Regions from separate parts of the Homo sapiens genome. Here region 2 is linked to region 1. Evidence: chromatin loops called from intact Hi-C (ENCODE). Cell type or tissue: CD14-positive monocyte. All regions are shown on one strand. Each heading gives the region's core, and the rest is flanking DNA. Links, peaks and the distances in the headings are about the cores only.

Region 1 (5,386 bases), core at 173-5,172:
AGTTTAATTGGCTTTGAAATATGTTTTATGTTTATAAGGTCTTGAATCTTGAGAATATACACCATTGCTTCTTGTTCCCTTTTTAAGCTGTCCCCAGATTGTCCCCAGGAGGACAAAATGAGACAATTCCTGTCATCTTTTAATTGTGGGTGTCTATTACACATTTTGTTTTTTTCTCCTTTATTTTTCCTTTGTGTTTGCTTATACCTGACTCAGATCACAAATTCTCTGAAGACAGAGATTTGTTCACAACCCAGCACATCTTTATCACTTAAATAACACATTTGGTAAGATTATTTAAAGACTTGGGAAGGAAAATACTGCCCTTGTTATATGCTTTTAAATTTTAAATTTTTTATTTATTTTTTAATCATAGATACACATTCCAGTTTTCCTGATGGTGAACAAATAGGCCCTGAAGATCTCAGCTTCAATACAGATGAAAATAGTGGAAGGTAATTGCCAAATCAAGAGAACTGACTTGCAAGCTACCTTGACCCTGAATTTTGCTGTAGTTGGTGCTCAAATTTGTCATCAGTCAGATAATCAGATTTGGTCTTATTTCTTCATTATCTCGACCTGAAATAGTAATTTGGAAACTGTTGGAAGGTGGCACAGTTTAGTCTAAGACAGCAGTAGTACATGGGAAAAACAGTATGGGAAGAGTTCTTTGTAATGTAAGGAAATAACAATGTAGTTCTCTATTAATTTAGCAAATTTGTACATTCACAAAAGGCAGTTTGTCTACTACAGCAGAAGGCTGGTTAACTGCCAGAAAATGTACCTCCAGGCCCTGCATGCCGTCAGTAACCCGCCCGGCATTGGTGCTCTACTGTCTTTGGCTAGAGCTTAGTTGTGTTTAAATAATCATCTTTATATTTGGGGTTTTAATTACAGTTCCATTAGTGCCTGTAGATTAGTGAACAGAAAATTGCTTTGGAAGAGATTCTGCCCTGTAGACACTATGTGAATAACTGAAGTAACACTAGACTGAATCTCCTTTTTGGAGTATGTATCTTCTCTCACTTGTTCAAGTACAGGCACACTGTTCAACCGCATGGTATCTTTCTGTTGTGTGACTTCTACAAATGTAATTTTAAATGAAATTAAGTTAACATGGATTCATTACGTTCCTGGCCCTGTAGACACGTGTAAGATTATTTAAAATTCTTTCATTTTTTTCTGCCTCTTACTATACGACTGTAGTGCAACAAATATTTTAAAGCCCCCTTTTCTTCTTTATTTTCATTAGTTGTACATTGATTTCAGTGTCAACACATTTAAAGATTCATTCATGTTGCACAGTGGCTTACATGAACGTGAAACTGTGATATAAGGTTTTCTTTCATACTCATAATTAGCCCAAAACAGTTGCCAAACTTTGCCATTGTGCTCCTGCATTTGTGTTTGAGCTGCTATATATTTGTGGAAATTACACTGAAAGTTGACTAAGAGACTATTGAAAAAGCATGAATAATTAAATATACATGTGAGAGACATCTCATCTGCTGTATTTTACTTAGTGAATATTGTTCACTCTTCCGTGTCTGATGTCTTGCTGAATGCTGTGACTCATAGTTTACTTTTGTTCAAAATAGTTTGCACTTTTTGTTAATAAAATCAACTTGAGAAAATATGCCTCTGCTGTTTATTAAATTGGGACCAGAAACCCCTTCTTTTCTACTCATTGCCTCATTAGTAGTGTAGAGAAGATCCAAACATTTGATTAGTTTGTGTTTAGTCTAATGGCGAGGAGTGATGCCTAGCATCGATCCCAGTCATTCTAAAATTAGAATAAACCTGAAAGGCCAAAAGATTTCTTCAGAGATGATAGCTTTTAGTTCAGACCTGTTTGCTTTTAGGACAGGAAAGTAGTTTCCCCCTCGTTTCCAAGCCACCTTATATACTAAAGCTGCTCTGAGTTCCTTGGTGATGTCGGGAACACCGCTGTTTTCCCTCTTCCTTGATGTAGTCTGCTATGCTAAATTTTAGGTAGCAGAGAGGGAAGGAAGAGGCACAGGAGAAGAACCAGTTGCTCCACTCTCTGCTTGTCCTACTTTCTTGCTCTTTCTGTACCCTGATAGAGCCCTCAGCATGTTTTTTTATTTTTATTTTTGTAACCTTTCCTTTTTTGCTGAAGAACAGTCTGCTGTTACCTTGCTTCTGTATTTAGTATTTTATCTCAAGTTCATTCCTGGAAAATCTCTCCTGAATAGAGTTTTCTTAGGGCTAGAGATACATTAATGCTTGTGTTGTCTGTGAACGTGTCCTTTCTGGACAACTTTAACTACTTGTGTCATTGATCTTTAAGTAACCTTTGAGGTAGATGAGTTGTGTATCAAACCTGTTTGGCCATGGAGCCTTAGGTTCAGGGAGGTTGTATGATTCTCTTCAGGTTCAAAACCACTGGCAGGGATGGGGTGAACTGCTGGTCTAGTGCCTTTTCCACTTTATCTCACTTGCAGCAGACCCAACATTCTGATACCTAATAATTTAAAACCTAAAGATTATTCTTTTTTTTTAGCTTTTAATTTTGAGATAATTTCAGGTTTGCAAAAGAGTTGAAAAAATTGTGCAAGAGTTTCCGTATACCCTCTGCCCAGCTTCTCCTTTTGTTAATGCCTTACATAATCACAGAACAGTGATCAAAACTAAGAAGTTAATCCTGGTTGCAATATTGTTTACCAAACTACAGAATTTGTTCAGATCGCACCAGTTATTTCACAAATGTTCTTTTTCTGTTCTAGGATCCGGTCTAGGATCCCACATTGTATTTTGTTACCATGTTTCCTCAGGATCCTTCAGTATATGACAGCTCTTCCGCCTTTCCTTGCTTTCATGACCTTGATATTTTTGAAGAGGATGTGTTATTTTATTAAATGTTCTTCTTATTTGGGTTTGACAGATGCTTTCCTATATTAAATTGAGGTTATGCATTATTGGGAAGGCCCTTAGTGCATCACATCAGGGGGGATATGATGTTGATATATAAATATACATATATATACATACATACACACACACACACACACACACACACACATATATATATACTTTTTTTTTTTTTTTGATGGAGTCTCACTCTGTTGCTCAGGCTAGAATGCAGTGGCACCAGCTTGGCTCACTGCAGCCTCTGCTTCCCAGGCTCAAGTGATCCTCCCACCTAAGCCTCCTGAGTAGGTGTCCACCAACACACCTGGCTAATTTTTCTATTTTTTGTGGAGATGGGGTTTCACTCCAGGCTGGCCTCCAACTCCTGAGCTCAAAGTGATCCCCCTGCCTCAGCCTCCCAAAGTGGTAGGTTGATTGCAGGCTAGATTGCAGGTGCGATGCTGGCCTGATACTGATTTTTTTTTTTTTTTTTTTGAGACAGGTTCTCACTCTGTCGGCCAGGCTGGAGTGCAGTGGCATGATCTCAGCTGACTGCAACCTCTGCCTCCCTGATTCAAGCCATTCTCCTGCTTCAGCCTCCCAAATAGCTGGGATTACAGGCATGCACCACCACGCCCGGCTAATTTTTGTATTTTAGTAGAGATGGGGTTTCACCATGTTGGCTAGGCTGGTCTCGAACTCTGACATCAAGTGATCCACCCGCCTCGGCCTCCCAAAGTGCTGGATTAGAAGCATGAGCCACTGTGCCCGCCCAGCCCTGATGTTGATACTTTTTTATTGGTGAACTTAACCTTGAGATTACTTGGTTAAGATGGTGTCTGTGAGGATTTCCTACTATAGATTTACGTTTTCCCCCTTTGTAATTACTAAATATTTGGGGCAGATACTTTGAAACTATGCAGATACCTTGTTTCTATTAATTATTATTATTATTTTTTTTTGGAAGACAGGGTCTGGCTTTGTTACCCATGCTGTAGTGGTGCGATGTTGGCTCATACAGCCTCAACCCCCTGGGCTTAAGCGATCCTCCCACTTCAGCCTCCTAAGTAGCTGGGACTACAGGCATGCGCAGTCACACTGGGATAATTTTTGTATTTTTTATAGAGATGGAGTTCTTGAGTTCTTGGGTTCAAGTGACCCTCCCGTCTCAGCCTCCAAAAGTGCTGCGATAGAGGCATGTGCCACTGCGCCCAGCCAAAACTCTTGCTTACGAATTTTAGCACCTAGTAGTCGATCTTGCCTATGGGAATTATTACTGTAATGTTTTAATGGTACTTTTCTAATTCACTAATTTCTTCTATGTTTTTTGTTAGAATGCTGTGAGGAAAAGTCCCTTCTTCCCCATTTTTGTAATTTCAGCTACTTATTTATATCAGCTACTTTATATATCTATATATGATGGATATTTATTTTTGAGTTATGACTCAATACTGTTAATATTTTGTAGCTTGGCTTGTTCTAATTTTAGCCATTGGAAACTCTTCCAGATTGGCTCCTGTGCCCTTTTCATATGTCTCATTCTTCTTTTTTTTTTTTTTTAAGCATTTCTTTGCTTTCTGACATCACAAGATGCCTACCCCAGCCATGGAATTAACCACTTCCTAAGGAACCATGGTTCTTTTTATTGGAGAATGCTATCTAGAAACAAAGATTTGGATGCCACATATTTATTATTATTAGACTGTCACTGCTTCTAGTCCCACTCAATGGATAGATAGAAAATGTAAATTGGCTGGGTGTGGTGGTGCACACCTGTGGTCCCGGCTACTTGGGAGGCTGAGGTGGGAGGATCACTTGAGCTTGGGAGGTAGAGGTTGCAGTGAGCCAAAATCGTGCTACTGCACTTCAGCCTGCGTGACAGAGTGAGACACTGTCTCAAAAAAAAGAAAATGTATGGCCGGGCACAGTGGCTCATGCCTGTAATCCCAGTACTTTGGGAGGCTGAGGCAGGTGGATCACCTGAGGTCGGGAGTTCGAGACCAACCTGACCAACATGGAGAAACCCCATCTGTACTAAAAATACAAAATTAGCTGGCTGTGATGGCGCATGCCTGTAATCCCAGCTACTCAGGAGGCTGAGGCAGGAGAATCGCTTAAACCCGTGAGGCGGAGGTTGCAGTGAGCCGAGATCGTGCCATTTGCACTCCAGCCTGGGCAACAAGAGCGAAACTCTGTCTCAAAAAAAAAAAAAAAGAAAGAAAGAAAATGTATATAGACAGCTGTTCCTTAGCATCTGTGAGGGATTGGTTCCAAGACTCCCTGTGGATACCAAAGTCCACAGATGCTCAAGTCCCCTATATAAAACGGTATAGTGTTTGCATATAACCTGTGCACATCCTCCTGGATACTTTGTTTTGGGTTTTGAGACGGTCTCATTCTGTTGCCCAGGCTAGGGTGCAGCTGTGCATAGCTTACTGCAGCTATGAAGTCTTAGGCTCAAGCAATCCTCCCACCTCAGCCTCTCAGGTAGCTGGGACTACAGGTGTGAGCCACC
Region 2 (5,386 bases), core at 168-5,167, 53 kb after region 1:
AGTGTGGCTCACACTTGTAATCCCAACACTTTGGGAGACCGAGGTGGGCAGATCACACTCAAGCCTGGGCAACAGAGCAAGACTGTCTAAAAAAAAAAAAAAAAAAAAAAAAAAAACAGGAAAAAGGAAAATAACTTTCTGTTTAACAAAATGGTCAAATGGTGCTGGAAAAATTGGATATCCACATGCAAAATAATCAAGTTGGACCCCTTCCTTACACCATATACAAAAATTAATGCCAAATGCATCACAGACCTAAATGTAAAGCTAAAACTCATAAAACTCCTAAAAGAAAACTCCTAAAAGAGTAAATCTTCATGACCTTGGATTAGGCAATGGTTTTCTTAGCTCTGACACCAAAAGCACAAGCAGAAAAGAAAAAAAATATTAAATTGGACTACATCAAAATTTAAAACTTTTGTATCACAAATCAGTAAAGTGAAAAGACAACCCATAGACTGGTAGAAAATATTTGCAAATCTGCCAGGCATAGTGGCTTATGTCTGTAATTTTGGTACTTTGCAAGGGGGTAAGGTTGGGGCCAGGAGTTTGAGATCAGCCTGGGCAACTTAACAAGACCCTGTCTCAAAACAAACAACAACAAAATAGCTGGGTATGGTGGGCACACCTGTAGTCCCAGCTAATTGGGAGGCTGAGGCAGGAAGATCGCTTTAAGCCCAGAGTCCAAGGCTGCAGTGAGCCATAATCATCGTTATATTCCAGCCCGAGAGACAGAGAGACCCTGTCTCAAAACAAAACAAAAAATTGCAAATCATATATCTAATGAGACTGGTATCCCAAATATGTAACGAATCCTTATATTTCAATAATAAAAAGACAACCCAAAGGCTTTTTTCCAAAGAAGATATACAAATGGGCAATAAGCACATGAAAAGATGTGCAACATCTGTGACATAATTGGAAATAAATATTTGTCCTCCGCCTTGGTTCCTGACACAGAGCCCCTAAAACCCTTTTTATTTCCTGAGTGACGGGGTACTGGAAGCATCTTCTAATATTTAGTCTTTGAACCTGGTTTCTGACATAGAGCTTCTAAATCCCTTGGAATTTCCTGTATAGTCTATGAGTGCCTTTTGGTCTTATGAAGCAGTTCTTGGTGGGCTACTGGATAGCTTCAGGATGGCAACTGGGCATCAGAAAGATCAACCCATAATAAGAGGCCTGGAATATTCAACCCTATTCCCATTTTCTAGGGAAGGGAGAGAGATGGGAGATTGACTTAATAATTATTTGAACATGCCTACGTGATGAAGCCTCCATGCAAATCCTTAAAAGATGGGATTTTGGGAGCTTCTGGTTTGATGAACATAACTATGTGCTAGAAGGGTGGCATACCCCACCTCCAACAGAACCTATTATGTTTGAGACCCTTCCCCTTCAGGACCTCACCCTGTATATCTCTCTTTATCTGGCTGTTCATTTATATCCTTTATAATATCCTTTCACAAACCAGTAAACATAAGTGAATGTTTCCCTGAATTTTGTAAGACATTATAGCAAATTATTTAACTTCGGAGAAGGTTGTAGGAAACCTTGATTTATAACCAGTTGGTCAGAAGTTTGGGAGGTCCAGACTTTTAACTGGCATCTGAGGTGGGGCATCTTGCAGGACTGAGCCCGTTATCCTGTGGGATCTGTTGTAACTCCAGGCAATTAGTGTCAGAATTGAGTTAAATTGTAAGACACCTAATTGATGTCCAGGGAGAAATGGAGAATTGGTTGGTGGGAAAACCCCACACACTTTTAGTGTCAGAAGTGTGTGAGGCTGGGCAAGGTGGCTCACGCCTGTAATCCCAACACTTTGGGAGGCCAAGGCGGGACGATCACCTGAGGTCAGGAGTTCGAGACCAGCCTGGCCAACATGATGAAACCCCGTCTCTACTAAAAATACATAAGTTAGCTGAGTGTGGTGGCATGCCTGTAATCCCAGCTACTCGGGAGGCTGAGGCAGGAGAATCGCTTGAACCCAGGAGGTGGAGGTTGCAGTAAGCAGAGATCATGCCACTGCACTCCAGTCTGTATGACAGAGTGAGACTCAGTCTCGAAAAAAAAAAAAAAAGAAGTGTGTGACTGTACAGAAAAACAGGTTTTTTTCTTCCCCTTTTAACATCATTAGTCATTAGGGAAATGCTAATCAAAACCACAATGAGAAACCATTTCACATCCACTAGGATAGCTATAATAAAATAGCTATAACAAAAAAGACAATTAGTAATAACAGGTGTTGGCAACTATATGGATAAATGGAACTCTCATACATTCCTAGTGGAGATGTAAAGTGGTACAGCTGCTTTGGCACTTCCTTAACATTTTAAACATAAAGTTACCATATGGCCAGCCCAGCAATTCCACTCCTAGGTATACATGCATGAGAAATAAAAACATATATTCACAAAAAACTCATACATTAATGTGCACAGCAGCATTGTTTATAATCGCCAAATAGTAAAAACAACCAAGTGTCCATCACTTGATGGATAAATAAAATGCAATATATTCATACACTGGAATATTAGCCATAAAAAAGAATGAAGCACTTATACATGCTACAGTGTGGATGAACCTTGAAAACATTATGGATAGCAACAGAAGCCAGTCACAAAGACCACTTATTGTAGAATTTATAATTCTATAATAATAATTATATGAAAAGCCCAGAATAGGAAATTTATAGAAGCAGAGAGTAGTGGTAGCTTAGGGCTGGAGGGGTGGTGGGAATGAGGAGTGACTGCTAATAGGTAGGGGGTTTCTTTCTGGGGTGATGAAAATTTTCTGGAACTTAGGGTGACGGTTGAACAACTGTGACTGTATTAAAATCCTTGAATTGTACACTTTTTTAAAAAGGCAAGTCATGTGAAGCAGTGGGAGTAGAGAAGGAACAAAGAAACCTATGACTGGTTGTGATCAGTTAGTTGTAAACTTTAAATGGGTAAATTTTATATTATGCGAATTATATCTCAATAAAGATAATAAAAAAACTACTGACTTTGTCAAGAACTACTGAATAGTGGAAGTGAAAATCAGGCTAGAATGGGTTAATTACTGAGTAGGGGGCAGGGAGGTTTGGCACAGAGGGGAAACAGAGATATGGGGCAGTAACTGATAGGGGATAGGGGAAAGGGAAAGTCTGTTGTTGTTTTAGAATGGTGTAGAATCTGACTGTAGGATGAGGCACATTTCCTTAGTTGGAAAAAGAAGAAAATCAGTACAGATGCAGGTATGTTTTTAGATGTTAGTAGGAAACGACGGGTATTCCCATTTAATGATTTGAGACAACAAATATTTATTGAGGCCTACTATGTACCAGGCACTGTTCTAGTGCTCAGGGTATATATAAACAAAAAAGAAAAAACCCCTGCCCTCTTAGAGCTTACATTCTAAAGAAGGGCTTCTCAATGAAGTATGAGGCAAGATTCATTTTCAAAACTTTCTCACGCATCAGAATCACCTGCAGGGCTTCTTAGCACACAGATTGCTGGGCCCCATCCACAGAGTTTCTGACTCAATAAGCCTGATGTGAGGCCTGTGAATCTTCATATTTAACAAGTTAAATATGAACTCATGCTGCGGGTCTGGGAACCACATTTTGAGAGCCACTAGGTTAAATCACAAACTAGGTCATGAGGGTAGAAAGGAAGGAGGAGGGATGAAGTCAGAGCAGATATGAAATCGTCATATCAGAGAGTAGTAGGACTGTCACACAGTGCTAAGAGACTGTGGGAAGTTTGAGATAATTTTTAAATGAAACCAGTTTTTCTGATGGCATGACTTTTTCATCTATGTTGGCACATGCGTAGGTAGAAAGAACCATTTAGTTCATCAAGTGTCACAAGATTGGCGGTTTATTCGAGGTTCATTTTTGGTTTTTGTTTTATTTGTGTGTTTTTTTTGTTGTTTTGTTTTTTATTTAAGTTTTAGAGAAATGTCTCTGACAAGAAGGATTTGGGGTTTTGCAAGGTAGTACTATAAAGCGAAGAAGAGAAATGGAGATTTGGAATTTTTATTTTTTGAGATAGGGTCTCACTCTATCACCCAGGCTGGAGCACAGTGGCACGATCTTGGCTCACTGCAATTTCCGCCCCCTGCAGATTTGTTATCTTTTTTTTTTAATTCACTTTTTATTTTATTCAATCATCTTTGGCTAGAGATTGCTATCTTTAAAAAAAATTTTTACTTGTTTTTAGAGACAGAGTGTTACTCTGTTTTCCAGGCTGGAGTGCAGTGGCACAATCATAGCTCACTGCAGCCTTGAACTCCTGGGCTCAAGGGATCCTCCCACCTCAACCTCCTGAGTAACTGGGATTACAGAGAGCCACTGCATCAGGCAGAATTGAGTATCTTTTTAAGATACTCAAATCTTTTTTTTTTCTTTTTTTTTATTATTATACTTTAAGTTTTAGGGTACATGTGCACAATGTGCAGGTTAGTTACATATGTATACATGTGCCATGCTGATGCGCTGCACCCACTAACTTGTCATCTAGCATTAGGTATATCTCCCAATGCTATCCCTCCCCCTACCCCCACAAATCTTAAAGAACAGACTTGAGTTGTAAATCAGTGTGGTCTAAATGTAATTAAAGAATTGTAGGTGGGAGTACTTGGGCACAAAATCTAGGGCAGAATGTTGTCGTCTGAGAGCAGGATGCTTGTGTACAAGATTTGTGAGCTGATGCAATTTTTGATAACAAGGTCTAGATGAGTCCAAATAAGTGAGTGGTTCAGGAACATATAAAATGGCAATGCTTACATTCTATGTCTTCAAGGAAAAAAAATTAGAAAATTATTTTATTATTCATCAATATTTCTTTTTCTTTTTTGAGACAGAGCCTTGCTGTGTTGCCCAGACTGGAGTGTAGTGATGCAGTCATACCTCACTGCAGCCTCAAACTCCTGGGCTCAAGCAATCCTCCCACCTCAGCCTCCTGTGGAGCTACGACTACAGGTGCAAGCCACCATGACCCATGCCCCGTTTTTTGTTTTTTAGAGACATAGTCTCACTATGTTGCCCAGGCTAGTCTCGAACTCCTACTCTCAAGCGATCTTCCCGCCTCAGCCTCCCAAAGTACTGGGATTACAGGTGTGAGCCACTGCACCCAGCTATTATTCATCAGTATTTTTCAAATTGCAGTTTATGATCCATTAGTGGGTAATGAAATTAATGTATGAATTATGACCAGCATTTTTTTTTTTTTTTTTTGAGACGAAGTCTCGGTCTTGTCCCCCAGGCTGGAGTGCAATGGCGCGATCTTGGCTCACTGCAACCTCCACCTCCCAGGTTCAAGCGATTCTCCTGCCTCACTCCCCCGAGTAGCTGGGATTACAGGTGCCTGCCACCACGCCCAGCTAATTTTTGTATTTTTAG

Evidence for each region. A loop is a pair of places that touch in the nucleus more often than their neighbours do. Peaks named below come from ENCODE experiments on the same cell type or tissue, not always from the same donor. Only the 100,000 strongest peaks of a DNase experiment are listed, where the experiment ranks them.
Region 2: it touches region 1 in a loop (2.2-fold over the local background); 4 of 110 quality-filtered maps call a loop at or near these places.

What each region holds. Positions count from the first base shown.
Region 1 is chr17:58,994,450-58,999,835 of GRCh38, reverse strand. It overlaps TRIM37 (tripartite motif containing 37), which reads left to right. Exons shown (of 24, transcript NM_015294.6): 24 at 377-1,634. The coding sequence ends at 459. Among named protein-coding and RNA genes, the nearest start is that of TRIM37, 110 kb to the left of the region's middle. In CD14-positive monocyte, for the core only: no CTCF peak of the experiment used is centred there; a DNase peak (open chromatin) is centred at 2,605; H3K4me3 peaks cover 1,978 bases; H3K27ac peaks cover 4,631 bases.
Region 2 is chr17:58,941,841-58,947,226 of GRCh38, reverse strand. All of the region lies in intron 1 of PPM1E (protein phosphatase, Mg2+/Mn2+ dependent 1E), which reads right to left. Among named protein-coding and RNA genes, the nearest start is that of TRIM37, 160 kb to the left of the region's middle. In CD14-positive monocyte, for the core only: no CTCF peak of the experiment used is centred there; a DNase peak (open chromatin) is centred at 2,116; H3K4me3 peaks cover 367 bases; H3K27ac peaks cover 1,289 bases.